Linked DNA regions of Mus musculus: region 2 is linked to region 1. A link is a loop called in an ENCODE intact Hi-C map of the cell type or tissue named here. Cell type or tissue: gastrocnemius. All regions are shown on one strand. Links, peaks and the distances in the headings refer to the core of each region. The heading gives the core; the rest is flanking DNA. Region 1 holds the start of Wdr20 (WD repeat domain 20). Region 2 holds the start of Dync1h1 (dynein cytoplasmic 1 heavy chain 1).

Region 1 (14,873 bases), core at 4,555-12,554:
GTTTGTTTGTTTGAATATGCAGAGGTTGAGGGAATGGGCAACCACGGACTGGCCAACTTGAGACCCATCCCATAGGAGAGAGCTAACCCTTGACACTATTAATGATACTTTGCTATGCTTGCAGACAAAAGCCTAGCATAACTGTCTCCTGAGAGGTTTCATCCAGCAGCTGATAGAAACAGATGCAGAGACCCACAGTCAACCAAGAGCTGGAGCTCAGAGCTCAGAGTCTAGTGGCAGAGGAAGGACTGAGCGAGTTGGAGGGTTCAAGAACACAGTAAGAAGACCTACTAAGCCAACTAACTTGAACCCATTGAGGCTCAAAGAGACTGAACCACCAGATAAAGAGCATGCATGGGCTGGCCCTAGGCCCCCTACACATTTGTAGATGTATAGCTGTGGCTTCATATGGGTCCCCTAACAATTGGAGTGGGAGCTGTCTCTGACTCTGTTGCCTGCCTTTGGACCACTTTCTCCTAGCTGGGCTGCCTTGTCTGGCCTCAGTAGTAAAGGATGTGTTTAGTCCTACTGCAACTTGATGTGCTGGGGGGTAGTACCCATGGGGGCCTCCCCTTCTCTGAAAAAGGGAGATCTGGGGTAGAGGGGGGCCTGAGGGTGGGACTGGGAGAAGGAGGGGAGCTGGGATGTAAAATGGATGGATGGATGGATAAAAGAGTATGGAATCATACAACCTTAAGAGCTAATAAGCCTTAGAGCCATCTAACATACAATTTCCCACCTACATGAGTCATATCAGTAACATCCCTAAGCAGTGTAGAGTCTGAAATGGTGGGAAAGGAGTAAGGATGTTTAGTCTGCATGTTCAGTAATTCTGACTAGAGCTGGTTTGGTTTAGTGTGGTTTGATAGCAATCGATCAAAAGCAGTCTGCAAACCAGGTGTGGTGGCATGCATCTTTCAGGCCAGCACTGGGGAGGCAGACAGATCTCTGAGTTCCAGGCCATCTTGGTCTACAGAGTCAGCCTGGAGGCCTGCCTAGGCTACAAAGTAAGACTGTCTCAAAAACAACAAAGTAACCTGCAGCAACCCGTTTACTTTCTAGTACTCACTGTCTCTTATTTGCAACTTTAAGAAAGTTAAAACTTTACTACCTATTGGTAATACTAAAATACTTTTTGTAAAGAAGCAGGGCATGATGGCACATGCCTTTGATCCCAGCACTTGGAAGACAGAGGCAAGGGGAATCTCTTAGGCCAGCCTGGTCTACAAAGTGAGTTGCAGGTCAGCCAGGTCTACACAGAGAAACCATGTCTCAAAAAAAAAAAAAAAAAAAAATTAAAGGTATGAACTACTAAAAATTACCCATGTTACTTTTAGACCCAAACTTGGATGTTTCTCAGCTTCTTGGGAGTCTTTATAAAGGTGTAGCTTGGTAGACACACAAAGCCTCTCGAGGCATTCACCTCAGCAGACAGGACAGTAAAGCCCTACTCAATGATGAACTCACTGCATGCTCAATGAGAAGGCAGCAGAGAAAGTCACATACATCTCTGTTGTAAGGAAGCTCTGTCACAGAGAAATTGTCACAGACAATTACAAACTGAGAAACTGTCAGGAAGGCAAAGAACATGATGCCCTGAGAACACGTGGGGGGACTGGGGGACCCGACCTAACCTGTGAATTCACAGGATTTGCAGAGAAAGTGATGGCTAAACTGAGATCTAAAGGAGACAAATAACCTTTATGTAAAACAATCTCCATAAGATAAAAGAACAGGTCCAATAGAAATAGCTAGCTTTGACATTGTTTTCCTAAAACAACCTTTTTGTTGTTCTTTTTGTTTTTGTTTTTCCAGACAGGGTTTCTCTGTGTAGCCCTGGCTGTCCTGGAACTCACTGTAGACCAGAGATCCACCTGCCTTTACCTTGCCTCCCAAGTGCTGGGATTAAAGGCGTGCGCCACAACTGCCCGGTTAACTTTTTTTTTTTTAATGATAACAAAATATGTCATAAAATGTTTTAAAGCTAGGAATTCAAAGTTTTGAAGTGTCTTTCTAATCTCTCATAGCATCCTGCTCTATATTACTAGTATTCGTATGGTAGTCACTCAAATCTTTGTTGAAATGATTAATGCAGTACTGATTTTCATACTGCCTTTGGTTAAGCAAAACAGATTCACAAACTACATAAGAAATCTCCCTCATATGGCTGACATAGATTCAATGAAGGCTAGGCATGGTGATTCACACTTTAAACCCAACACTTGCAGGTGAGGAGGCAGAGGCAAGAGGATCTCTCTGTGTTCCAGGCCAGCCAGAGCTATATATTGAGACCCTATGTCAAAAAGAAAAAAGAAAAGAAAAAAAAGAAAGAAAGAAAGAAAAAAAATCAATGAGATAATGTGAAATCCAACCCTGGGGTAAGTTCTGAAGGGCCTAGCGTGAGTACACTGGTGTCCTTAGATTGAAAAGCCTGATTAGTCTAAAATAAATTTTTTATGCTCAGATGTGCTTCATTTTCCTTATAATGAAGAATACTAATAAATGTTTGCCTCTTTTCTCTAGCCTTGGTTTCCTGAGGGAGATGAAATTACATATCCTCTCAGGCCCATCAAATGCTAGACCCTGACCACTATGCATCTGAAAAGTCAATATTATACTCCTCAATATTAGACTCCCTCCCCAGCACTCCATCCCTCAGGACCCATGGTGCTTCCTCTGAGGAAAGAGTACACATCCACACAGTCCACAAACGCCTGCAATCCCAGACTTCATAGAGGCAAAATACAAACTCAAGGTCAGCCTGGGCTGTATGGAAAAACTTTGTCTCAAATATTAATTGGGGGTGGGAGGGAACAGCTAGCTGGCTGTGGTAGTGTCTCCTCAATATGCTCTAAGGCCCTAGGTTCAATTCTTAGCAGTGTCGAACAAAAACAAACAAACAATACTACTCACTTTACTCAAGTGTCTAATCTGGATTTGAATGTCTTCCACATTAGGGCTTCTAGGTGGTCCCAATAATTGTAAAACTTCGTATGCCTTGGGCTGAGGAGATGTCTCAGTGGAAGAGTGCTTGTTTAACATCTATTAGGAGGCCCTTGGGTTTTATCCCCTGCACATGCATGCACGCACACATGCATACCATATTCCTTGAAGAAAAAAGTAGAACACAAAAATATATCAAAATAGCCAACTGTGAAAAATGTAAAAGACCTGCTCACTACTTACCCCAATAGTAACTCCTGCTTTCCTGGAACAATGACTAAGGATACCATTTTGTCTGCTTGCTTTGTTGAGACAGCTCTCACTCTATGGTTATATGGTCCAATTCTCAACTCTCCCAAGCCAGCACTCAGGGCAAGTTATTAGCTCTACTTTAAAATCAGAAACCAGAACTACAAAACCTTACTATTATTAGGCCATCCTGGTAATACACACCGATAATCCTAGAAATTGAAAGGGTCAGGCCAGGAGAATCAGGAGTTTACAATCATCCTCTGCTTTGGCAAGTTTAAGGCCAGCCTAGTCTATATGAGACCTTATCAAATAAACAACAACAACAACAAAAGGTCACATATTCAGAATTATAACAAACTCACTTATAGAAAGAAAAACTTTTTTTTTTTTTTTTTTTTTTGGTTTTTCGAGACAGGGTTTCTCTGTGTAGCCCTGGCTGTCCTGGAACTTTGTAGACCAGGCTGGCCTCGAACTCAGAAATCTGCCTGCCTCTGCTTCCCGAGTGCTGGGATTAAAGGCGTGCGCCACCACTGCCCGGCTAGAAAGAAAAACTTTAATTCACCAGCTAGAAGAGTTTAAATATCTGCCACAATACAAATGTATCCTACAAGATACATAAAATTTTACTTACACACACACACCCCTCCCAGAGTTCAAAGCACTCAATTCACCAGGGAAAGAAAGAAAGCCAATGTTCATGCATTTCTGACTTGGTTTTGGTTTGTTTTTTGTGTGTTATGTTTTGGAGATTGGCTTTCTTTGTGTGGTCCTGGCTATCCTGGAACTCACTCTGTAGACCAGGCTGGCCTCAAGGTCAGAGAACCACCTGAGTCCACACGTGGGAATTAAGTGTGCTGTCACCACCTGGCAGTATTTCATACTTGTTTCAGAGAATGTTTGGTGTAGTTTTTTTAAAGCTCTTAGAACACCATTATAAAGATACTTCTAAGCAAATGGTCTTTTTTTTTCCTATACAAACCAGAGGTACTAGATCCAGGTGAAGTGTGTCATGGGAATGATCCAATAGCTGGATGTGCAGCACAGGGAGGGAACACTTGCCTGGCATGCCGAAGGCCCTGATGTTCTGTCCACACCCAAGGGTGTGGGGGTCGGAGTGGTAAAGAAGTGGGGGGAGGCGAAGCCTGAACTAGTAATCTCTCGAAGTAAATTTAACTTTTTAAAGTTTTTTTTATTATTTATTTATACACATATGTGTGAATGCCACATATGTGCAGGTACCCGAAGAAGTTTGAAGAGGGCTTTGAAGGTGCTGGTGCTACAAGCACAGGTGTTTGTGAGCTGCCGAAGTGAGAGCTGGGGTCTAGGCTCAGAAGAACACCAGGCACTCTTTAACTACTGAGCCGTCTTCCAGGCCCCACGAATTTAACTTTTAAGCATACTGTATGCCCTATGAATTTAACTTTTTCTTTTTAAGATTTATTTATTTATTTATTATATGTAAGTACACTGTAGCTGTCTTCAAACACACCAGAAGAGGGAGTCAGATCTCCTTAAGGATGGTTGTGAGCCACCATGTGGTTGCTGGGATTTGAACTAAGTAAGGACCTTCAGAAGATTGGGTGCTCTTACACGCTGAGCCATCTCACCAGCCCCCGAATTTAACTTTTAAGCATACTGTATTTTTACATCATCATTATTTCTGTTTGGTTTTTCGAATTGCGAGTGTTTTTTGTCCTAGCTGGCCTGAAACTCTATAGAGGGCAGGCTGGTCTTGAACTCACAGAGATCCACCTGTCAAGGTACATGCTATCATACACACCTGGTTTGATTTTTTTTTTTTCCTTATGAGAGGACCCCACCATATAGCCCATGCTTGCCTCAAAAGTGATAATTGTAGCACAGGTTGGCCCTGAACTTACCAACTATAGTCCTGGCTGGCCACAAAAATCACAATTTGAGTGCTAGGATTGCAAGTATGCACAACCATGGTAGGGTCTAATTACAATTTTTCTAAGATTTCTTTTATTTTTTAAACTTATTTGTGTAAGCTGTAAGTGGGTCTCCAGAACCCAGAAAAGGACATCCAATTCCCTGGAGCTGGGGTTACAGGTAGCTGTGAGCAGCCTAACATGGGTTTTAGGAACTGAACTGGAGTCCTCTGCAAGAACAGTACAGGTTCTTCACCGCTGAGCCTTTGCTCCAGCCCCCAAATGTAGGTGTTGATAATATAAGCTTACATTTATTTCCAGAGAAAAATCTGGTATTTCAGTCAGAGCAGGAATGTTGAGACGGCAGTTCCTCTCAATGCTTGCTTTAACTCTAATTTACATCTCCTGAGTGTGTCAGGACTCTAATGGCCATCACAGCTATTACGAATTATAACATGTGCACTGCAGCCTCCCTTTTTAAAGAAGTGCAAAGGAAAGTTTCCCAGGTATCCAAGGTCAGCCAGCAGTGAGTCAGTAACAGGGTTGGGAACTGCACTAAAACTTCAGTTCCTACTCTTCAAACCACTGGATACTTTCCCAACCCCGAGAGAGGAGAGTCAACCAGCTATTTCCAAACGCTTCGGGAGTTCACTGACAAGAATAAAGACAAGTCAGAAGATTCACCTTGGACCAAAGAAACAAGCTTACGTTTGCACACCATCATTCCTTCCCTTGTCCTCCTAACCGTACAGTGCAACATAAACAGCAGCTGACTTTGGATATAGCCATCCCTGGGAACACGTCCTCTTCAATATGGACAACGTACTTTCCCACTAACTGAACATTTATAAGTGAATCTTCCATCACCTTGTCACATTCCGTTGGAGGTGCTATGGAGTGCATACATTTCCTTACTCTCTCAATGGTCAAAAGTTAAAATAAGCAATTCTTGCCAGTGACCAAAAAATAAAAAAATAAAATAAAATAAAAGCGCCAATAAATTGCTGCTTTTAACGAGACATTTTAAAACTCGATTGCATGCGTCACAGAATTACTGTTAAGTTCTTGGCTGGTTACTTTAAAGTAGCATTTAAGGCCTATCCCTCCCTGTTTGGGACATAGCCTGACTCGTTAGACAAGATAAATCTAGGCACGCTCACACACAACACCTCTGAAGCAACTTAGCCTATTTGAAAACATAATTCCAACCTCCCTAGTCTTGAGTACTCAGCCCTCTTACACTGCAAGGGACAGAATGACCCTCTTCAAAAACCTTTCGGGAGACGGTTCCCTCCGCGGAGACAATGACAGGCGACCTCCCGGAAAGGTTTTTGGAAACAGTGCTGACACCAGGAGAAGTGTCAGTGCGGCAGCAGGTGGAGTAGCCCTGCGTGCCGAGCAGGTCCTTTCTGACCTAGTCTCCAAGTCCTCCGCCTCCCTGTCCCGGTTCCGCCTTACGGACCTTTCCAAGCCGCCTCGCGTCCCGGTTCTCTCACCCAGGGCAGGACTCTCGAGCCTCCCGGGAAGCGAGGCCACCTAAAACGGCCGCCGCACCTCTTCCGGGGACTCGCAGGCCCGCTCCCGGGCGGGATCGGAACCTGACAGACCCCGCCGGGGGAGGAGGCGACCGGCTACTCCCGGGGCATCTCCGCGACCCGGCTCCAGAGCCCCCTCCTCCCCTAGGAGGCAGCGCTGCCGCCGGCGCCTCACTCCCGAAGCCCCCTCTCCTCCGGAGCACCTCAGCGGAGTTACCGGCCCACTCAAAAGTACAAGTGCCGGCCGCCCCCACCGGTCACCCCGGCCTCGCTGTCACCGCCCAGCTCCCGGCCTCGGCCCGCGCCGCCGGCGCGCCCCCGGTGACGCCCGGGTCGGTACCTTGCGGACCCCCTTGTAGATATAGAAGTAGAGCTCCCGGCCCACATTGAAGCAGAGGCGGTCGCCGTTGCCAGACTGGTCGTTGAGGTTTACGAAGGAGACGCGGACAGGGTTGGATCCCTGCGAGTTGAAGGGCACCCGGTTGGGCCGGCTGTACTCCGAGTGCTGCAGCAGCTTGTACAGACCTTCCCGGGTGGTGAATTGGGTCTTAATCTCGTTCATCTCCTTCCCTCCTCCCTCCGTCGCCATCTTGGAAAGCAGCGTTCATCCTGCCCTAAGTGCCCGGATCACGCCCACCGCGCAGGCGCCGTCCTCGGCCGCTCGCTTTCTCCACTCCCCACCCCCTTCTCCGCGGCCCCGCCCACTGGCGAGCCAGCCCCCACGAAGGCGGGCCGAAGCGAAGGGGGCGGGCTAGTTTTTAATGGTCCAACTGCGCACGCGCGCTCACCTGGCGCGCTCCACCCGGAGGGGCGTGCGCAAGCTCCTCCCCTGGGTGCCGCCCTCCTGGTGCGGGTCGAAGCGAGCGCGCTGAGCGTTGGTGCGGGGCTCCTGTCTCGCTCTGCAGCTTCGCTGAGGGACCCGATCCCTAAGAGACGCCACCGCGTTGGCCTTGGCCAGCTGGTGGTCCCGGCAGAGCCTGAGGCGAGCAGTGAAGTCCGGTGTTTGGACGTGTATGTCCCAGCTGTCCGCGATCCTCCCTGGGAAGCTAGGGAGGACTCCGACGGTCCGCTTGGGTGCGGGGTACCGATGCCTGGTGACAAGCCCCTCTACGTCTCACAGAAGATATCGATGGATTGGGCTTTATTACAGCTCAGGGTTTGGTTTGGTTTGGTTTGGTTGGGTTGGGTTGGGTTTTGTAGGCGGGGTGGGAAGAACCGCATGAATGTACAGGACTTGTGTTTTCAAGTCTCACCTGAAACCTTCCTGGTGAGCATTGGCTTGTTCTTGAGAAAGTAGGTTCTGTCGGAACTTCTGTCTCCTGTGCCTCTTAATAAAGGTTAAGCTAATTGATTTTCTTAAAGCCTCAAACGGAACCTGAAGTTGTTTGCCAGGAGAACCATCGAGTTGTGCTGAATATCCTGTACAAAGTATTAGGTGAAGGCAAGCGCACACATTAAAGTAGGACCTAACAGTCACCATTTGATGCTTCGATTTCTGGGTGTGTGCACTGGAATACAAAGGCTTCTAAAGTGATAAACGTTAAAATAGAATTCTAGAGCGGAGAAAATGTTACACGAAGAATGACCTATCCCTGAGAAATCCTGTCTGTAGAGCGAGCCCAGTACACTGTGGGCACCTGTGCTTCCAGACAGAAGGAATGCCTGAGCCCGGAGCTGGGAGGCTGCTACCCGAGCCCACAGACCGAGACTCCAACCTCACAAAAATTAATTGTACACAAGGGGGAGTGTTCTAAAGAAGTATAAATCATAGCCATTTTATGTAGTGGGAAGCAAGTACAGACACAGTAGAAACTGTGCCAGTGATGTAATAAGGCATTTGACTAACATCCTGTAGAACTGGCAAAAGAAAAAAAAAAAAGCACTACAGTAAATCCTTTTTTTGTTGTTTTTGTTTTTGATACTGTATTTCACTAAATAGCCCTGGCTGTCCTGGAACTCAACCAGAGATTAGGCTCCAACTCAGAAATCCATCTGTCTTTAACTACCAAGTGCTGGGCTTAATGGCATGAACCACACACCCAGCTTTAAAATCCTTTTTTTTTTTTTTTTTTGGTGGTTTTTTTTTTTTTCTTTTGGTGTTTTTTTGAGTTCTGGATCAAAGGCATGTGCCACCATCACCTGACTTTAAAAGTCTTCTTAATACATCCCTAGAATGCACTTTAAATTTCATTTTGTTGTTATTTGTCTTTTCCTATGAATGCAAATTTGTCTTTTCCATAAAATGCAAATATGGATCACAACTCTTAAAAATACTAGGGGGTGTTCAGTGGATAATCCCAAGCTCCCATAGCTATGCTATTTTGTACCAAAAACATGTTTATAATGGTCATCTTGAAGGATAAATAACAGCCTGAATTATCTAAAAAGAATTCAGTTTGAATTTCTAGTTAATGGGGGAAAATATACTTTGGGAGGGGACACCTCAGCCAGCAAAAACTGAAAAAAAAGTATATTGACCTTCAACCATAATATTAAATTTCCCATGAGACCAATATACTACTGAGTATGATGACATATGCTTTAATTTCAGCATTTAGGAGGGCGAGACAGATAGACATTAAGGCTGTCCTGAGTACTACACAGCCCACAAAGGGCCACATACTGAAACTTTGTCTTAAAAAAGTAAAAGACCACTATGCCTTAAGATTTACACTGGGAGCTGGAGAGATGGCTCAGCAGTTAAGAGCACTGGCTGCTCTACCAGAGGTCCTGAATTCAATTCCCAGCAACCACATGGTGGCTCACAACCATCTGTAATGGGATCTGATGCCCTCTTCTGGTGTGTCTGAAGACAGCGACAGTGTACTCATATACATACAGACATACATACATCATATATAAATATTCTTTTGTTTGGTTGGTTGGTTTTTCAAGACAGGGTTTCTCTGTGTAGCCCAGGTTAGCCTCGAACTCAGAAATCTGCCTGCTTCTGCCTCCTGAGTGCTAGGATTAAAGGTGTGTACCACCATGCCCGGCTACATACATAAATATTCTTAAAAAATATTTATATTAGAGTTTGTTTGTTCCTGTACAAACTGAACATTTTGCTTTGCCAGACATGGTAGCATCCTCCTGGGATGCTGTCATTCCTACAGACTGAGAAAGGAGGATGGAGGACCCAAAGCCAGCCAAGCATCACACCTGTGATAGCAGTGCTCGGGAGGTGGGAGCCGAAGGATGGAGTCAGGAGTTCAAAACCATCCTCAGTCATGTGTGATGGTTGCACATACTTGGCCCAGGGAGTGGCACTGTTAGGCGGGGTGGCCCTGTTGGAGTAGGTGTGTCACTGTGAGTGTGAGCTTTAAGACCCTCATCCTAGTCGCCTGGAAGCCAGTCTTCTGCTAGCAGCCTTCAGATGAAGATGTAGAACTCTCAGCTCCTCCTGCACCATACCTGCCTGGATGCTGCCATGCTCCTGCCTTGATGATAATGGACTGAACCTCTGAACCTGTAAACCGGCCCCAATTTAATGTTGTCCCTATAAGAGTTGCCTTGGTCATGGTGTCTCTTCACAGCAGTAAAACCCTAAGACCTATAGTCACTTGAGAAACCAGCCTGGCCAGCCTGGGTGTACTGGCTGGTTATGTGTTTCAGCTTGACACAGGATGGAGTTATCACAGAGAAAGGAGCTTCAGTTGGGGAAATGCATCCATGAGACCCAGCTGTGGGGCATTTTCCCAATTAGTGATCAAGTGGGGAGGGCCCCTTGTAGGTGGTACCATCCCTGAGCTGATAGTATTGGGTTCTATAAGAAAGCAAGCTGAGCCTTTAATCCCAGCACTTGGGAGGCAGAGGCAGGTGAATTTCTGAGTGCAAGGCCAGCCTGGTCTGCAGAATGAGTTCCAGGACAGCCAGAGCTACACAGAGAAACTCTGTCTCAAAAAGAGAGAGAGAGAGAGAGAGAGGGAGAGAGAGAGAGAGAGAGAGAGAGAGAGAGAAGGAAGGAAGGAAAGGAAGGAAGGAAAGAAAGGAAAGAAAGGAAGGAAGGAAAGGAAAGAAAGGAAGGAAGAAAGAAAGAAAGAAGAAAAGAAAGAAGAAAAGAAAGAAAGAAGAAAAAGAAAGAAAGAAAGAAAGAAAGAAGAAAAGAAAGAAGAAAAGAAAGAAAGAAGAAAAAGAAAGAAAGAAAGAAAGAAAGAAAGAAAGAAAAAAAGAAAGAAAGAAAGCAAGCTGAGCAAGCCAGGGGAAGCAAGCCAGTAAGAAACATCCCTCCATGGCCTCTGCATCAGCTCCTGCTTCCTGACCTGCTTGAGTTCCAGTCCTGACTTCCTTTGGTGATGAACAGCAGTATAGAAGTGTAAGCTAAATAAACCCTTTCCTCTCCAACTTGTTTTTTGGTTGTGATGTTTTGTGCAGGAATAGAAACCCTGACTAAGGGCACTGGGCTACTTTAGACCCTCTTAAAGTAATAAAGAATGCAATGCCAACCTGTGCTACATAGCAAGACACTATCTTATAAAATAACAAGCAGGGCTGGGAAGATGGCTCAGTGGGAAAATGGCCACATGGCATCCAGCAACCTTATCTAACTCTAGTTCCAGGGAATGTTATGTCCTCTTCTGGCCTCCACAGGCACTGCACGCATAAAATACACACAAACACATGCTGGCAAAATACCCATAAAAAATGAAAATCACCTGGGCATGGTGGCACACACCTTTAATCCCAGCACTCAGGAGGCAGAGGTGCATGGATCTCTGAGTTCAAGAGCAGCCTGATCAGTAGAACTAGGACAGCCAGGGCTCCCCCCAAAGAGTGATTCATTTTCAGAAAAATAATAAGATTTTGTAGAAAAAATTAAAAATTGCCTTTAGGGGCTGGTGAGATGGCTCAGTGGTTAAGAGCACCGACTGCTCTTCCAAAGGTCTTGAGTTCAAATCCCAGCAACCACATGGTGGCTCACAACCATCTGTAACAACATCTGACGCCCTCTTCTGGAGTGTCTGAAGACAGCTATAGTGTACTTATAATAAATAAATAAATATTAATAAATAAATAAATAAATAAAAAGAAATTTAGAAATTACCTTCTAATTTTTAAAAAACAAAAAAAGAAGAAAAAAAGAAAAAGAAAAAAAACAAAAAAAAAATTGCCTTTAGTCCAATAGAACTGTGGTGTGGTTACCAGAGGGTAAGAGGGCAGAAACTGACAGATGCCAATCAAAAGATCCAAAGTCCAGTGAGTGTGAATAAGTCCCAGAACTCTTTTTTTTTTTTTTTTTTTTTTTGGTTTTTCAAGACAGGGTTTCTCTTTAGAGCTCTGGCTGTCCTGGAACTCACTTTGTAGACCAGGCTGGCCTCAAACTCAGAAATCCGCCTGCCTCTGCCTCCCGAGTGCCGGGATTAAAGGCGTGCGCCACCACGCCCGGCCCCAGAACTCTTTTGAGCAGCCTAGTTTTGTAATCCATAGCTATAACAAGACAGCACATTCTGGAAGTTGGTAAGAAAGATTGTAAGTGGTCCACCACAGAAAGTCAATATTTAATCTTGCATGATTGCCCACATCTGTAACCTCAACAATGGAGGTGAAGGTAGGAGGAACAGTTCAAGGGTAAAAAAGAAATGCCTGCCTTTTTTCTCCTTGGCCATCCAAAGGCAAGATGAGGCACAGGAGCTCTTACTGGGGTCACCCACTGAAGTTCAGCATGGTCCTCCCTCATACCCATGGCCTGATCCCTAAGTATGAATTGAATGTGTACCTTCAGTGAAGGATGTAGGTTTCACTGAGTTGGACTAAGTGGCCCTGAATAGATTACTCAAAGCTGTCAACCTAGTGAGACTGCTCATGCTAATCTTTGTACAGAAAGAATAAAAGTTAAAACTTTTCAAAAAGAAAAAGTGATATTTGAGAAAACGGGTGTTGATTAAGACAGTTCCACAGTATGTGTACAGTAAACAATGTCTGACCACGAGAAATATAGATAATTTGCATATATCAATTAAAAATGGCAATGAGCAGCTGGAGAGAGGCATCAGTAGTTATGAGTACTTGGCTCCTCTTCCAGAGGACCTAGGTTCAGTTCCCAACACATGCAGTAACTCACAGCCAGCTCACAACTCGAGTTCCATGATATCTAATGCCCTCTCTGGCCTCTGTGGGCATTGCACTGGTGTGTTCACAGCCATAAATTCAGTCAAAACACCATTACACATAAAAATGATAAATAAAATATTTTGAAAATGTACTAATATTTAAGCTTTTCCATATATTCAGTATTTTTTGAGATAGAGTCTCACATAGTATTACTAGCTCTGAGAACTATAGCCAGCCCTGAGTGTCTGGCAATCCTCCTGTTTCTGCTACCATACCTGCTAGGATTACAAGTATGTGCCATCACACCCAGCAAGAACTAGAACTACTTTTTAAAGATTTATTTTTGCTGCATCTGTGGTCTGTGTCTGTGTCTGTGTGTGTGGTGTTGTCATCTGCATATATGGACCCAGATCCTCTGGAATTGCAGTTACACATCACTAGTTTCAACCTTCCTAATGCTGTGACCCTTTAATACACTTCCTTATGTTGTGGTGACCCCAACCATAAAGGTATTTTTATTGCTACTATATAACTGCAATTTTGCTAGTTATGAATTAATGTAATTATCTAATATGCAGTTGGTTTAAGCCAATCCCTGTGAAAGGGTCATGACCCACAGGCTGAAAACCACTGTTAAAGATGGTTGTGAGCCACCATGTGGGGGCTGGGAATTGAACCTAGGACCTTTAGGAAGAGCAGCCAGTTCTCTTAAGTACTGAGCCATCTCTCCAAGCCCAGCTAGGACTATAACTTTTTGGTTTATGTTTTAGAAATCTATGTAATCTATGTAAGATCTTGAGAGTCTACTATTTAGGCCTCACTATGTAGACCTCTCCAGCCTCAAACTCCCAGCAGCCTTCCTGCCTCAACATGGAAAAAGCTAGGATTACAGACTTGTGCCACCACTCCTGACATAAAGTTACTTTTTAAGATTAATTTTTATTTTTTATGTATATATTTGTGTGCCTGTGTGTGAGAGTGTATATGACTTGTGTGCAGATGCCCACAGGGACCAGGAGAGGGTGTTGGGTAAATGAAATATATAAACAGTTAAAAAAAAAAAAAACCACCAAAAGGCCGGGCGTGGTGGCACACGCCTTTAATCCCAGCACTTGGGAGGCAGAGGCAGGCGGATTTCTGAGTTTGAGGCCAGCCTGGTCTACAAAGTGAGCTCCAGGACAGCCAGGGCTATACAGAGGAAACCCTGTCTCGAAAAAACAAAAAAAAAAAAAAACACCAAAGGGTAAAAATATGTGTTAAAGATTTATGCCTAGGGGCTGGCGAGATGGCTCAGCGGTTAAAGCACCGACTGCTCTTCTGAAGGTCCTAAGTTCAAATCCCAGCAACCACGTGGTGGCTCACAACCATTTGTAATGGGATCTGATGCCACCTTCTGGTGTGTCTGAGACAGCTACAGTGTACTTACATATAACAATAAATAAATCTAAAAAAAAAATATCTATCTATAGCCAAGCAGTGGTGGTGCATGCCTTTAATTCCCAGCACTTGGGAGGCAGAGGCAGGCAGATGTCTGAGTTCGAGGCCAGCCTGGTCTACAGAGTGAGTTCCAGGACAGCCAGGACTATACAGAGAAACCCTGTCTCGAAAAACCTAAAAATAAATAAATAAATAAATGAAATACGTCCAATCCATCTTTAATAAAGTTCTCTGATGTTCCTTTATTTATAATGGTCCTATTAAGAGCAGGTTCTAAAACTATATATTAGGAGTCCTTAGTTAATATTTAGAATGAACAACTATGGTCTGCATGCTTACTAGTTTTCAGTCTATCATGTAACTAGATTGCACTAAATACATAATATTTCTTCTTAACATGTTCAGCGATAAAAAAAAAAAAAAAAAGATCATTGATAATACTTACAAAAAACAAACCGGACTGCAGAGGTCCCTAAAGCAGTGCCTAAGATAGTCAGGGAGCAGTAGAGAGAGATGGTGCGGTCAGAGTGAACAGAGAAGACATTACAGGGTTTAAGGATCCATTTAGTGGCTAGGGGTATATGCTCAGCCCATAAAAGCAGCACACACGTTTTATGGTTTACGTGAGTCTAGACTCCCCAGAAGCCATGGGGAAAGCTGAGCATGTAACTCTGTAACACCAGCATGCCTGTGATGAGGTGGGAGGCCGAGGCCGAGATGGGATGATCCTCTGGAAGCTTCCAGGCCAGCTAATCTGGATTATGCA
Region 2 (14,873 bases), core at 1-8,000, 130 kb after region 1:
TGCTGGGATTAAAGGCGTGGCCACCACAGCCCGGCCCCTGAGTCCTCTTTCTAAGCAGGTTTGAATGTCCACATCCCAGCCTCCCTCTTCAGGGTGAATTGGTTTTCTCCTAGGGGTCTCAGCCCATTCTTTAAGCAGGGGTGGATTCATCCCTCCCTCGAACCCACTGCACCGCACTCTCATGTGCCTTGCTGTAGACTACCTTGTCCTATAGAAATGTAGGCCTACCTGCACACGCACAGCTTGCCAGTGAACCCAGGCTGGCAGATTCCTGCTAGCAGTGAGGCATTATGGGAATATTACAGAAAGCTTTTCTTGTTGATTTACTCATTATTTTATTAACCACTTGAGATGATTAGTACAGAAATGAATGAGGCTGAGCATCCATACTGTGAAAACTGATTTTAGGTTAGAGAGGCAGAAGTCGTACTTGAAGGCCCTCTAGCCCCAGCACTCTGCAGCACCTCAGGGATCCTCAGCTGTCCTAAGTTTTTAAAGCCATCGATCACTAAATTTCATAATTCCTCTTGAATATTAAGACCTTAGAAGAACAACTTTTGAAAGCCCACAGAAACCATTTTCCTAAGTCTCCCCACAACTGTCTCTATGAAGCTGGGAACCTAAAAGGCTCTGTGAAATATGAAAATGTGAACCATTCTTTTACACTCCGGTTCCCAGCCAACTCTGCACTAAGAGCTGACTCCCCTACATGACCTGCCCTAGAAACGCTGCACTGCCAGGTTAAGGCAGGCACACTAAGAACAGCCACATCCCAGCAGTGAGCAACAACTCCCAAGTCTAAGGCTGCAGTTTTGGAAGGGAGAGTGCACATCACACACACACACACACACACACACACACACACACCCCACATCATCCCTGCTCTGCACTCACAAATCTGGAGGACAGCAGTCACAGAGGCATGAGGGTTCCGTTCCCACAGACACCACCGACCCACCAGGGACAAAGCACAAGAAAACCCGCACAGTAGGAAGAAGTGCTACAAAAACACCTTTACTGGGTAAACCATCCAGATCAGGATCAAACAGCTTTTCATTTGGAAGAAAACGATCAATCTCCCTCAGACTGGGAATTTCAGAAAGGAGATAGGTGGAAAGCTGTCACTCACTTGCTGACGATGCTGCACTATCAAAAGAAGCTGCTAAGTCACCGCTTCATTTTATACTATGAGGAGTTCTGTACTTTAACGCAAAGTTTCTAAGTAGCTGGGGTAGCTTTAAAAAAAGAACTTATTTTTTAAAAAATGCTTCTAGGGGCTGGTGAGATGGCTCAGTGGGTAAGAGCACCCAACTGCTCTTCCGAAGGTCCAGAGTTCAAATCCCAGCAACCACATGGTGGCTCACAACCATCTGTAACGAGATCTGACTCCTTCTTCTGGAGTGTCTGAAGACAGCTACAGTGTACTTACATATAATAAATAAATAAATCTTTTTTTTTTTTTAAATGCTTCTATATATTTGGTACAAGTGTTTAGAAATGTCTTTAAAGTAGAGCAGTGAAGAGAGGCTGGAGACACAGCTTGGCTGGTGAGGTGCTTGCCTGACCTGTGGAATCCTTCATGACTTTCCCAGCACCACAGTAAAACACTGACCGTGGCAGTGAATGCCCTTAGCACTTGGGAGGCAGAGGCAGGAAGATCAGAAGTTCAAGGCCATCCCTGGCTACATACAAGTTTGAGTTCACCTTAGGCTACCCTAGAATTTGTTTTTTAACAAAAAGAGAGAAAAGGGAGGGATGGCTAAGATTAACAACGAATTTCTCAGTTCAGGAAATCGGTATATACTAATCACAGTTGGTGGTGTTTATTCCCCTCTCACTGCAATCTACTATTGCCTGTATATTGTCAGAAGCCAATTCGAACTCCTAAGAACTACCTAAACAAAGCCCTCCTGCCAAGGACCCAGAGACTGTATGGGCCTAGTGCAAAGTTCAGCGTTAGACTGTGTGCTTAGAAACCCCCAGGAGAAAGAGATTATTAGATAAACTGTGAGTTGAGGTCAGCCTGGTCTACAACACTTCAGGCCATCATTAGCTACACTGAGAGACTTCTCAAACAAGCAAACAACCAACAACAACAAAAGGGCGTGCATGTGCAACATCCGGGACTCAATCTCCAGCACAGAAGACACACAAGCTAACTCAGAGGAGACCTTAAGGCATCAACTTGGATTTAAAAGGATGAGATGGGGGGGGGGGTTGCTGTGGGGAGACTGGGAAGAAATGTAAATAAATAAAATAATCAATAAAAAAAAATCTTTCCCTTTGCTTCTGTAAGTGAACAAGAAATTAATGATATGCTAAATCACTAGGAATGCAAACAGGATTTTTATAAACACAGAAGAGTTATTTCAGTCTCAGACAGTCAAATTCCTTAGTCAACTTTCAAAAGTGCAAGTCATTATGGAACCTTGCTGGGATGCTGGATCATCCCTTGCTGAATAGACACTTGTTCCATTCCACCCTTGATACAAGACGGACAGATATGAGGAGAACAAATTACTAATGACAGAGCAAAGAGAAAAACTTGGGGATTTTTTTTCGTAAAGAGAAATCATGACTCATGGTTTTTGTGTTTTTATATTGAAATCACTAATTTCAATACACAAACTGTGCAACAAAGAATATAAAAGAATTAGCTAGGGCCAAACTACTCAAAATCGTTAAAAACATAGGTTAAAAATGTATTTTAATAAAATGTATTTTCACATACCCCGCAAAAGAGCAAGTAGGGATCAAAGGGCTCACAGGGCCCTGCTGGGGCAGGGTTCCAGATGACTTTCATTTCAGATATGTTTCAAATTTTCTACAGTTACATGGTCTTTTGGACAAAAATAGATTTCCACGCAGGAATAAATACAAACTCCAATGTAAAGGAAACCATCTTCAGTCACACTAACACTAGCCAGGCACTAATAGCATCCTAATGCTTTAGACATTGTGTGTAGATTGAAGAAAAATATTCTGCTATCTTCTAACTGCAGGCCCAAACCAAGGCTGTGTGAACATTTTGTAATTAAGAATAGCCTTAAAGCGATACAAACTATCGAAAGGACAGCCACTCTGGTTTTCTAACGGAACCACACAGCCTTTGGAACTCTAGGGAACTTGCTAGCAAATATTCTCAGTCCATCTTCAATCCCTAAGGGCTATTTTACTTTTAAACAGCACATCTGGGTTCCTAGGGAAATGCCACACCCATTCGCCAGCATGTCATACAAGTTCCCCAGATGCTACAAAGTGGTTTTAAAGCCTCAAGAAGGAAGGAGTCCTGCAAGCAAGCCCCCTATTCCAGATCAATCTAGGGATGTTGTGAGAGTCTCTGCTGGAGGACACAACGGGAACATGTCAGCTTCTTTGCCTCCTTCCCCAACTAGGTAAGCAACAGTTCTTAAGTCTTTGAAATCAGACTTAAATGTCACAGAGCTGTCATTAGGGTCATCTAAGCAACAATTTCAAGCCATGATCAGCAAAACAAGCAATTTGGACTGGAAACTGATATGCTGAGTCTAATCTCAAGGTCCTGTATTTTAGCTGGTGACCTTGGACCAGCCACGGGACTCAGTTTCCTGGTTTGTAAAACTGGGAGATACACCCACTCAACAATGATGCTGCGAGGCCAATGGAGGCCTACGCGTAGGCAGCCGCAGACAGCAGAGATGCTGGGTGACCAGGGCCTGCCCACTCCGGCTCCCGCCAACCCACCGGTCCCCGAGCCCACCCAAGGGCCAGCACCTAGGCTGTCCTAGACACACTCTTCCCAAAGCGAGCTAAGCTTGGATACGAATCGAAACCAAAAAAGCTCATGTGACTCTGGAGGCAGGGATGCGGCCCTGTGCCCAGCCGGGACCGGGAGACGCTGTCTCCACCCAACTCGGCCATCTTGAGAAGCCGCGGAGACAAAGCGACCCCACTGTGCGGGCGCTGGCGGTCCGGGCACCCTAGCTGCTCCACGCGACCGGGGAGGGGGCGCCGCGCACCTTTGAGGGTGGAGCGCTCCACCAGGACCGTGTGGACCTGCGGGTCTGACAGGAACTTGCGCATCTGCTCCAGGGCGCTCTTCTCCTCCAGCGCCGCCTCCAGCGCAGCCGGCGCGTCGCCGCCGTCCTCCAGCAGCAGCGGCACCAGCTTACGCAGGTGCTTCTGCAGCACCGCCACGTCCGCCACATTCTGCACCGCCGACACCTCCAGGCCGGCCGAGCCGTCCTCGCCGCCGCCCGGCTCCGACATGGCGGATCCACGGAAGGGAGAGAGATAGAAAGAGAGAGAGCGAGAGCCGAGAGGAGCGGCCTCCGGCACGAGAGAGCAGTGAGCGAGGGGAACCGGCGACAGGAGACGCTCTGCCCGCTAACCCGCGGCCGACTGCGGACAGCGGAGCCGGCTCCGCCCTAAAGGCCGCCGCTCCCGCCGGCCCCGCCCCGCCCGCTGGCTGCAGCCACCGGCGCCCGCTCGCGGTCGGCGTCGCGACGTTACGCATGCGACTGGAGGCGGGGCTATGTGCGGCGCCGCGTGGCCTTTTGGGACTTGTAGTCGGAGGGCAGGGCGGGACCCATTACTCTGCGCAAAAGTGGTCCAGGAACCGCGTCTGTCTTCATTGCCAGGTGGCAGAGAATATCACAGAGCCAGCCCCTCAGGCTTCATAAATAGTGTTTTAAGGATGCATTGACGAGAATTGACATTTAGTGAGAGTTCATCCTCTGCCCGACATTGCTATTAATAACCTGAGTTCTCCCGTTGAATGAATGGAGTCTGGAGTCCCAACTGCCCAGTCGTTATTAGATACACATTGGGAAGATGAGGACGTTTTTTCAGAGGAGATGAGGGGCATGCCCACAATGACTTCGCTAAACTGGATAGGGAGAGAGTGGAAGGGAGATGATTTTAGCTGAGGAACTGGCGTCTGAGGAAGGGAAGGTTAGGTATGGGTGGAGCAGCAACTGCAGTGCAGTCTAACGGTAGGCTAAAAGAAACCTGGATAGTAGGAACATCAAGCTACGATGGGACCTGGCTTCTGAACACAGTGTCATTTACCAAGCGAGGGTGATGTAAGAGAAGGACGCATGAGTGAATCCACTGACAACGGTAAGCTCCCCATACCTGCAGCACCCACCGCTCTGTGGGTTCGGGAATCTGGATCGGCAGGAGGCAGGGGCTCAGATTGCTCCTAAGTTTCCCTGCATCTGACCCATCACCCCTCCTCCCATACACGGAGGACAAGAAGGGCAGAATCTCTTTGCTTACTTTCTTAGGGTTAGTAACTGGCCTTTGAAAGTTCAGGTCATAACTTGCCTGTTCAATTGGGTAGAGGGAACTAAGCCAAAATGATCTTTAAAAATATAATAATGCCGAGTTAGAAAGCTGAGTCCTGATTGGTGGGATGATGGTGGTATGACTTGATTCTCCCAAATCATCTTTGGAATACGGGAAGCCCTACAATATGCTTATTCCTTGCACAATTGTCCTGTGCCAGGTCCCAGAGGCTGCTGATGGAGGCCCGAAGATTCTTCTAGAAGCCAGACAGAGAGAGAGACAGAGAGACAGAGAGAGAGAAAACAGATAAATATCCCCATTCTCCCTCCATCAGCCCACCCTGGTGTAATGTGTCATAAATAATCTTGCAGAGGTGAGAGGACAGACCCAAAGCTACTGTGGTGAATTGCTACTGTGGAATTGCTGGCGTACTGGCAGTGATCAATACTGAATGTCCACCTGACACTAGGTGCTGTGTTAGTGTTTCCCTCTGCCTATCCTGCAGAGATAGGAACAAGGACAAAAGACCGGAGATTCTGAAACCTGCAGGGACTTAGTGGGTGTGGGGCTGATTGCACACTGGCTGCACTGTGAGTCAGCACCTGGGAAATGCAGTCATTCAGTTATCCGAGGACTCACTCATCTGCAACCTGGCTCCACGCCAGGGGACAGATAGCAGGCTCAGACTTTGGATTATTATCATTCCAAAGAAGACAGAAATGATTTGTTTACAAGGATTTACAAGTGGATCAAACCTGTGTGCTTTTTCAATAAACATTCTGTTTTTGTTTTTTAATATAGTAAGAACAGACCTGCTGCACACAGGCTGCTGAGATTTCTAAGGGCACCATCCTAGAGGCTGGCCAGGCTGAGACAGGGCTAACGAGGAAGCTGAGCTTGGCTGAAGATGCCCTTCTGCTTCGTGGCATAGGACGCAGCCAATCTTGGGTGGGGACCCGGCCTTTCTAGTCTCCTGTCTGTGAAAGCATCTGCTTTCAAGTGTTGAGAGGAGCTGGGAAGAGCATTTCTTTCCTGATGAGGGATGCTGGTGGCGGCTAGAGTACATACAACTTTGTCATAAATTTGTGATACACTGTGTAGAGGTCTTGCGCATTCCCAACATCTCTTTAAAATACCATATGACGTGCTGTTGAGATACCGTGTCAGGCTCATTCTCTGTATTCTGCCCCCTCTCTCAAGCCCTAGAGAGCACACAATCTCTCAGTGGGACCACTGTCAAACCAGCACCTCCAGGCTGTGTTTCCAAATACCCCTTCTCTGAATTCCATATTGGACTTTTGTTTTTCAAGGTCTTGTCATGTAGCCCTGATTGGCCTGGTACTCAGCATGTATGTAGTACATGCTGACTTCAAACTTGAGCAATCATCCTATCTTGGCCTGTAATTCCAGCCCTAGAATTGTGGCGTGTCCTACCATACCTGGTTCATGTTGGGGCATTCACTCATAATCAACCCCACATCTGACATTGCTCTTAGGCCTGGAGAACACCCAACACTTTCTTAATGTATACTTAATGTATGCTTCCAGTCCAGGAATGGGAGGAAGGCGAGCGGCAGGGCACATACAGGTAAAGATTTGGAATTTCTTTGCCATACTTTCAGACAGACGACATCATTTGCGCTACTAGGCACAGCTGGAGGATCTAGCTGGCATTTCACCTCACTGCAGGGCACTTTTGATGAAGCTTGTTCCAGACTCTTATCCCCTTTCTGTCTTGCTTCGGCATTAAATGGGCCTCATAAGGACTGAACTGGATCCGGGTTTTGGAGTTGAAGACCAGGGAAGCCTTGCACCATCAGAACAGGAAAAGTCCATTTGCGCCCTCTGGTGGTCACGAATTTCCTCACTTTCAGGGGGCCTTCTTTCTACTCCCCACCTCCCCATCCATCTGTGTGGTGCCACCCGGTCAGCTAGCAAATGCCAGCCTGTGGTTCGGCCCATATTCCACCACCCACAGGGAAGATTTATGAAGACTTTCTGGGCAGAAAATTTACCTAAGCCCTAGATGCGCCTGGTACTGCCTAGCTCCTTCCCTTTTCCCTCTAGTAGAACCAACCACGTCTCTTACCAAAACTGTGCCCCCAGCTAAGTTTCCTGCTTCCTGGGTGCCCAGCCCCCTCTCATCTTCTGCTTTTCTGATTCTGTCTCTTTCATCCAGCCTACTTCTTTAAAAGGGTTGGGGGTGGGAATCTATACAGTTGCAGCACTAGACAGGCAGAGGCAGGAACATGGCAAATCCTAGGACAGCCTGGGCTACATAGTAAGACTGTCTGAGAAACAATCAAGTCAAAACAAAGCAAGGCGAGAGAGAGAGAGAGACAGACAGACAGACAGACAGACTATGTCACATCTCTGCAAGCACCACATTTCTGCTGCTCTTTCCAGCAAACTCCTTGGGAATAAACACAATTAGCCCTGTCCTGAACACTTCCAGCTCTCCTGTAGTGGTCTGGATATACTTGGCCCAGGGAGGGACAATATTAGGGGGTGTGGCAATGTTGGAATAGGTGTGGTCATATTGGAGGAAGTGTGTCCCTATGGGGATGGGCTTTGAGGTCCTATGCCCAAGCTCCATGTGGAAGAGAACCTATTGGCTGCTTGCAGTAGCCAGTCTCCTCCTGGTTGCCTCCAGGAGGAGGCATGGTCATGGTGTCTCTTCACAGCAATGGAAACCCCAAGACACCTACCCAGCCCTTATGTTCCCAGCAAGAGTGGTCAATATCACCAACCCTCTGCGCCTGGACAAAGCCAGTGGCTGGGTTTTGGCCTTCTCTTGCTTGACACGCTGAGATACTTGGCACAGTCGTCCTCAGCCAGGCTCTGCGGACCCTTTCCTTCCCTCCTCTTAAAGAGGCTGTGGCCCAAGGCTTGGTGTTCAGCTCTCTTTGGTCTTGAACCAGTGACTCTGCAGCCTGATGTACAGTGCAGCGGTACCTGCTGGCTCCCAACATCAGAGGGGTATTGGGGTGTGCTACAGAGGTTGAGTAAGTGTTCTAGAAAATTCCAGGTTGATTGGGAGTTTTTTTTTTTTAATTCTTCTATATCTTTCTTCTCCTCCTTGTTCACCCTCCTCCTCCTCCTCCTCCTCCTCCTCCTCCTCTGCTTATTGTGTTTCAAAGTGAACTCAGCGTATTGTGCATTCTTAGCAAGTGCTCAGGACTGTAACCCTGGACTTATCCCCGACCCTCATTGATTGTCTGTTCACTTGCTCTGTTGGTTATTTTCTTAAGTATGTCATGTTTTTATTGAAAGTGTTAGTCTACTATCCCAGCAACCATTTTCATTTGTATTGTCAAGCTGCATGCTCTCTGAGGCACTTAACACAATTACCTCCTACACCTCAGAGAACACATCAATTTTACATAGTTAGTGTTAAAGGCAAATAAATATCCCGAAGGTTTTGTTAAATGCTTTCTTTCAAATATAATATGGGAATGGCTGATGCTCTCCATTTCACAGAAAAGGAAAATTAAATAAAAGATGAATATGAAAACTCTGCTTTCCAAAACTTCCCAGTGACCCCAAATGTAAGATACATGAGCAGCTAAGGTTTACTGTGGAAACCTCAAATTCTCTTTAGATGACTGATTGATGTAGTGCAATGCTGCTGTTTACTAGTCATCCATCAATAATCATCAATGCAAATACTGTCCTCAGAAGCCTGCAAGGATCCCACTTACGAGAACCACCTGCAGGAAGAACTCTTGCTTACACAAACCCAAGGTAGAAAGGAAATGTATGCTGGTATAATAAGGTTCTAGCTCTGTTGATTGTTGAGAGAAGAGCACCATTGCTACAGTCCCTCCCCCTAGAGAGTTTGGTCTGTTTTTAATTTCTTTTCCCACTGAGGTAAGGAGCCTCCTTTCTCCAAATCTTTCACCTTTGAGGCTGCTGCTGAGAAGGATATTCCCCGTTGTAAACTTTGGCTCCCATCAGTAAAAAGTCCCATATCTGAATTGGGAAGTGGCTCATTCTTCAAGGCTGACGGTGAGGAGAAAGTCCTTTATAATAAAATCTCTCCAGTCATGGAGGGCACTCCCTCCTCTTCAGGTACGTTATGTGGCTGGATGATACAGTTGCCATGGTCTTGGATGAAGGGGTGACCCGGCATTTCCCTTGGTCAGGATGAGGTGGTCTTATAACTGCCTGCCTTGGCACCATGTAGTGCAAGCTTTCGTTCTCTGTGTTAACAGGGGTGCTTCCTTGGTGTCTTCACAGGACTGAACAGGTCTCACATAAGGGCCATGCAGACCCCAAGACCAGAGCGTTTCATAAACAGGAGTTTCGGGTGTACCTCACCTGTGTGGTAGGTACATAGGGTGGTGCGGCAAAGACCAGCTTTTTCCTCAGACAGGTGCCTGCTTCACCTGCCTTCCCTCCACCTCACTGTGACTTAAGACGTCTTACTTTAGGGCTGAAGATATAACTCTGTGCTTACTAATTTTTTCTCATGAGACTTGCCTGTCCGTTCAGATGAAAGACCTCAGAGGAACCGCAGGTTGAAGCCCAGTCAGATCCCACCGCCACAGGGCTAGGGGGCCATTACAAGCACCTACACATTCATCGTGCATTTCCAAGTTATACATTCCAAGCTTAAAGTGCTAGTATGTGGGGCAGGAGAGATGGTTAGGCGACTGGTGATGCTAGCTGCCTTTCCAGAAGACCCAGGCTCGGTTCTCAGCACCTACACGGCAGCTCACTGCTGTCTGTGGCTCTAGTTCTAGAGATCTGACACCTTCATATATATGTAAGCAAAACACTAATGCACGTAAAATAGATTATTCTAAAACATTTCTAGTCTGTCTATTTCTCTGGAGGCCAGTACGAATGCATCAGTATCCTTTTGAGGCTTTTATGTGGAGCCTAGTGTCACGTCCTCAGTGTCCCATCGCGGCTTTGGATGGGCTGCAATCTCCTGCAGAGTGGTCAAGCCCACAACTGGTGCTTCTTGCCTATCCCCAGGGTCCTTACCTGGTCTGGACATCCAACCTAGTCTCATCCTTTTCCAGTCAGAGGCTCTGGTCCTGCATTTCACAGTCCCTTTAGTCACTGAGAGGTCCTTGGGATCCAGTCCAGACTGTGTTCTTTCCATTTCCAGAGACTTTCAGTGGGCTAAGAGGCCCAGGGACAGAAGCCTCTGTGGGCCAACTGGGGTTGGAGTGAGATCTCACTGGGCCTCCAAAAATGTTGCAGGAATTTTTCCTAAAATAAGCACTCCAAGACCAGTGACAGTGAAAGATGTCACTAGTGGACTGAAACCAGGATGGTTTCTGACCGTGAAAAGCCTCCTTCTGGGTCTAGTTTATATTCTCATTTCATACTGTAAAACCACAAGGTGGAGCCGGGCATGGTGGCGCACGCCTTTAATCCCAGCACTTGGGAGGCAGAGGCAGGCGGATTTCTGAGTTCGAGGCCAGCCTGGTCTACAAAGTGAGTTCCAGGACAGCCAAGACTATACAGAGAAACCCTGTCTCAAAAAACCAAAAAAAAAAAACCAAAAACCACAAGGTGGGGTGGGCAGGCAAGTAAGATTTTGCAGAAGGTTATGTGGCAGTCAGCAGGTTGCTAAGGGCAACAACCCATCATTTCAGGTATCTCTCCAGGGCTTTTCTGCTTCAGGTAGCACATGAAGTCACTCTTGGCTAACAGGTTGTACAAACAGCAAATCATCGAGTAAGCCAATAAATCACTATCTAATAATTGGTCTCTTTTAAAATCTTAATCTACTTCAATAGAATCATGCAGTGCAACTCAGCTTCCCGTAAGTGCATGAGATTTTCAGCTTCAGCCCAGCACCACATGATCCTGCGTGTTTTTTTCTTTCTTTTTTTTTTTTCCTGCGTGTTTCTGAAGCCAGCACTAGGATGGTTCTTGCAGAGGATGACAAGTTCAAGGTCATTCCTAGCTACATCACCTGGTCTTGCCTACGTGAGATCACCCCTGCCTCCCCCAAAAAGAACACATAAAAAATCTATAAAACAAAACCAACAAGCTTACCCTATTGCTAGACATGCCACACACTCCAAAACCAGGGTCCAGAAGCTCCTGAGCTGGAACAGACCTGACAGCCTCCTCCCAGAGTACTTGTTTCCACGGTACCCAAAGGCACCACATACACTTCCAAAGGAGGGAGGCGAGCAACAGATCTACTTAGCTCTGATGCCTATGGACCACAGCAATGACCAGCATGGCGTGATAACCCTCAGGGTGCAGCAGTGGCACACATAACTTGGCAGTTACTCATAACTCTCTAAATGGATCTAAGATCCACTCAACGAGATGGAGAATATGCTATGTGCTGGAAACCTACCTATTAAATGCTATTGATCTTGGATTGTGGAGAACCTACAACCACTACTTTACTAAAACAACATAGTTCATACCAATCTAAGCATTTGTCCTCATATCCACACGTAACTGTGGCCCTCACCCGTCCTCAGGAACTTCTTTTTACAAGAGATGGGGATCATTACAAAAGAGTCACATCTAATCCAAATGCAGAATTGTGGAACCCAATGGTACACAACACCCTGTATCCACGGCTCAGGGGACATTGTAGAAGAGAGGGTAGAAAGTCTGTGCTCAGGTGAGTGGCCTTAATCCTACACAAAGAACTACAGGCAACTAGGGAATGCTGGGAGTGGGAGACAGTCTTCCCTAGACAAGCGTTTGTTTTCTATCAAATAACAAACTGTTTATCCAAAGCCCTGAAAACGTACATATGGCTAACATAAGCAGGTTATATTCAGGACTGTGTGTATTTATACCTATATGCATGTAATAACAACTAATGAAATAAGAGGCCATGAATTTGAAAGAGAACAAAGAGGGGCTCATGGGATGTTTTGGGTGTATGTGTGTGTGATGCAATTTACGTAATCTTAAAGTGAACCAGACAACTTGAGGTTGCTCCCCAGGACCCACAAGCTGCTTCCCAGAGTACTCACAATGTGACTCCAAGTCACAAGCATGACTTAACTCCATGAGGAGTGCAAATGCAGAGACGGGGTGACCCTGACCTTGTCATGCACCCAGAGACCACTTCCTGCCCAGTACTACCTAATAATACCATAAACCTCCACCTACATCACCATAGACACACACTAATACCAACTTTATTCCTAAAGGTAAAATGCCAGCATTCTCCAGGCTTATCAAAGCACACGAAAACATGAGCATATGGGCTGAATAAAAACAGCAGAAAAACCGGGTTTCAAACTGGTCAAATGCACTGACCAATGGAGGGCCGCCACGAGGCACAACACCCGAACATGGACCCTGTAAGGAGGGTGCCTGACATCGTGATGACCACCCGCTGAAGCAGAGACCTCTGAACTTTACCTAGGGCTTCAGCCCGGCCCGTCACCTCCTACGTGCGTGAACGGCTGACAATCCACCTATCTACTTGAAGCTATACCTGTCTTACACCTGAACACTACACCTGCGGCCTAGATCCCTGATCTCTCAGGTTCTGAGCTCCATGCCCCCAACAGCTATCCACTTGGACTCCTTAATCCCTAAATACTGTATTTGTGCCAGATGGTGGTGGTATAGTCCCTTAACCCCAACACTTGGGAGGCAGAGGCAGGTAGGTCTCTGTGGATTTGAGGCTAGCCTGGTCTAGAATGAATTCCAGGACAGCCAAAGCTACACAGAAACCCTATCTTGGAAAATCAAATGAACAAAACCAAGCAAACCAAACCAGCAAATGTTGTAGCAGCTATCTGCCTCTGCCTCCAGGAAGGCCTCTGTGAACTCTAACCTTGAATAGCCATTCTGTAATTTACATTGCATTGTGAGGTGTAATGTGTGACCCAAGAGTTATTATTTATTAAGAGAGTGAGAACAAAACTACTCAACAAATTACATCAATACAAGGGATGCAGACTGCCAATTTATTATTCAGGAAATTCTAACATCATGGAGAGAGAGAATTGTGTCCATGCTTCTGACAGCACCCCCACACCAGGGCTACCTTCCAGGGTTACCAGTATCTTGGGCAGGAAGCAGTGGGAAACAGACATCGCTAGGGCTTCCTTGGAACAGGCATGGCTATGACCCTGGAGGGAATCAGCACAAATTTCCAGATTTTTGAGCCCTAGAACAGTAAGACTCAGGGACAGAGTCGGAGACAGGCAGTTTACTACAAAGAAAGGAGAGAGGGAGACAGAAGTCAAGCCAGGAAGTGCACGCCTTTATTCTTAGGGCAGAGGCAGGGACATCTCTTGAGTTTAGGGTCTACACAGTGAGTTCCAGGTCAGCCAAGAAGAGACTCTGTTTTATAGACAGACAGACAGACAGACAATAAGGCTAGCCAAGGCGAGACCCTGTCTTATGAGTAAATTAGAGAAAGAAGGAAAGAAAGAGGCACCCAGTGAGTGGTAGTGGGAAAGACGGGGTGCTCAAAGTCCTCATCTATGTGAGTTCTGGTCCTCCATAGTTATTTACATAGCAAGCACCTCTACCTCTTTACGTTACCACGTGTCCGGTACACGCCACTTAGGTGGGACGAGTTTCCTGACCCTGCTTACTGGTTTCTTTCGTTAATCTCTCGGCATCCCCAGCCTCCCACCTACTTCAGTTCTCAGAGCTGCTACAGGGGACAGGTTGGCCCTGTCCTATCCACGCTACGGTCGCGTCTCGGGGTTCCATGACGGGGGTCACATGGGACCCTGGTCACCAACCCCGCCTATCAAGTGGAAAGTGACGGGGCTGTAACCCAGGACCTGCCGTTCAGTTCCACGGACGCCTGTTTGCCGCTGTCCAGAAGCCACTTCTGCAGAGTGGCAGGTCGATCACGTGTCGCCAGGGGAGCGGTCACGTGTGGCCTCGAACGATCATGTGAGTCCTCAAGCCAATCACCGCGGCCTGGAAGAAGGGGCATTGCGATTGGCTCATTTTCCTCCCGTGAATATCGCGAGATTCAGAGTCAGACACTTCCCGATTGGTCGATGCGCTGCGTCATTTCCCTGCGCCAGCGTTTAGGTGAAGGTAGTCGGTCTCCCTGTCCTGTGTGCCGTGGGCCAAGCGTCTAAGCTTGGGTCCGGGCCGTCCGCGGCCCTCACTCCCCTCCCGCCAAGGGACGCGGCCCCCTCTGCGGCTTCCTCTAGACGTCGCTGCCTTGTCCTAAGTCAGCCTGCGTTCGAGCTGCCGAACCGAGGTTTCGTGCGGCTTCCTGGCGCGGTGACTCATCCAGTCACGTGCGCCGTGGAGGCTGCGCCTTGCGGAGATCTCCGCCCTGCCGAGATGGCAGAGACCTTCCCGGGGCCGCCCTTGTCCTGCTGCCGTGTTCTGGTGCAGCTGTGCTGAGCTGATATCCTGTTGACTTTGAACTCTTCTCCGTTTTCTGCATGCGCTTTGTCTCATTCCTACGGGGTACCTGCTGCCATCCGCTTGCTCTTTGGTTTGGATGCCGGGTAGCCGTGCTGAGTCCCAACTCTGATGCTCCTGCCTCCACCTTTCCAGTGCTGGCATGGAAGGCGTATGTCAGCACGTCCACCTTACACACACGTACCCACATTTGATTGCCTCTCCACTTGGATCTTGCTGTTCTCGCTGATCCCACATTTATCTGTACATTGCGT

Evidence for each region. Peaks named below come from ENCODE experiments on the same cell type or tissue, not always from the same donor. Only the 100,000 strongest peaks of a DNase experiment are listed, where the experiment ranks them.
Region 2: it touches region 1 in a loop (3-fold over the local background); 1 of 42 quality-filtered maps calls a loop at or near these places.

The regions. Positions count from the first base shown.
Region 1 is chr12:110,730,364-110,745,236 of GRCm38, reverse strand. Wdr20 (WD repeat domain 20) reads right to left here and starts at 7,237. Exons shown (of 3, transcript NM_027149.4): 1 at 6,960-7,237. The coding sequence starts at 7,208. In gastrocnemius, for the core only: no CTCF peak of the experiment used is centred there; DNase peaks (open chromatin) are centred at 7,308 and 8,275; H3K4me3 peaks cover 2,733 bases; H3K27ac peaks cover 1,756 bases.
Region 2 is chr12:110,590,980-110,605,852 of GRCm38, reverse strand. Dync1h1 (dynein cytoplasmic 1 heavy chain 1) reads right to left here and starts at 4,458. Exons shown (of 77, transcript NM_030238.2): 1 at 3,999-4,458. The coding sequence starts at 4,248. Gm35558 (a long non-coding RNA gene) reads left to right here. Exons shown (of 2, transcript XR_381950.4): 1 at 1-5,100; 2 at 5,489-9,245. B930059L03Rik (RIKEN cDNA B930059L03 gene) reads right to left here and starts at 14,479. Exons shown (of 1, transcript NR_033340.1): 1 at 13,174-14,479. In gastrocnemius, for the core only: a CTCF peak has its summit at 7,124 (motif pointing left); DNase peaks (open chromatin) are centred at 3,910, 4,485 and 7,120; H3K4me3 peaks cover 3,391 bases; H3K27ac peaks cover 3,105 bases.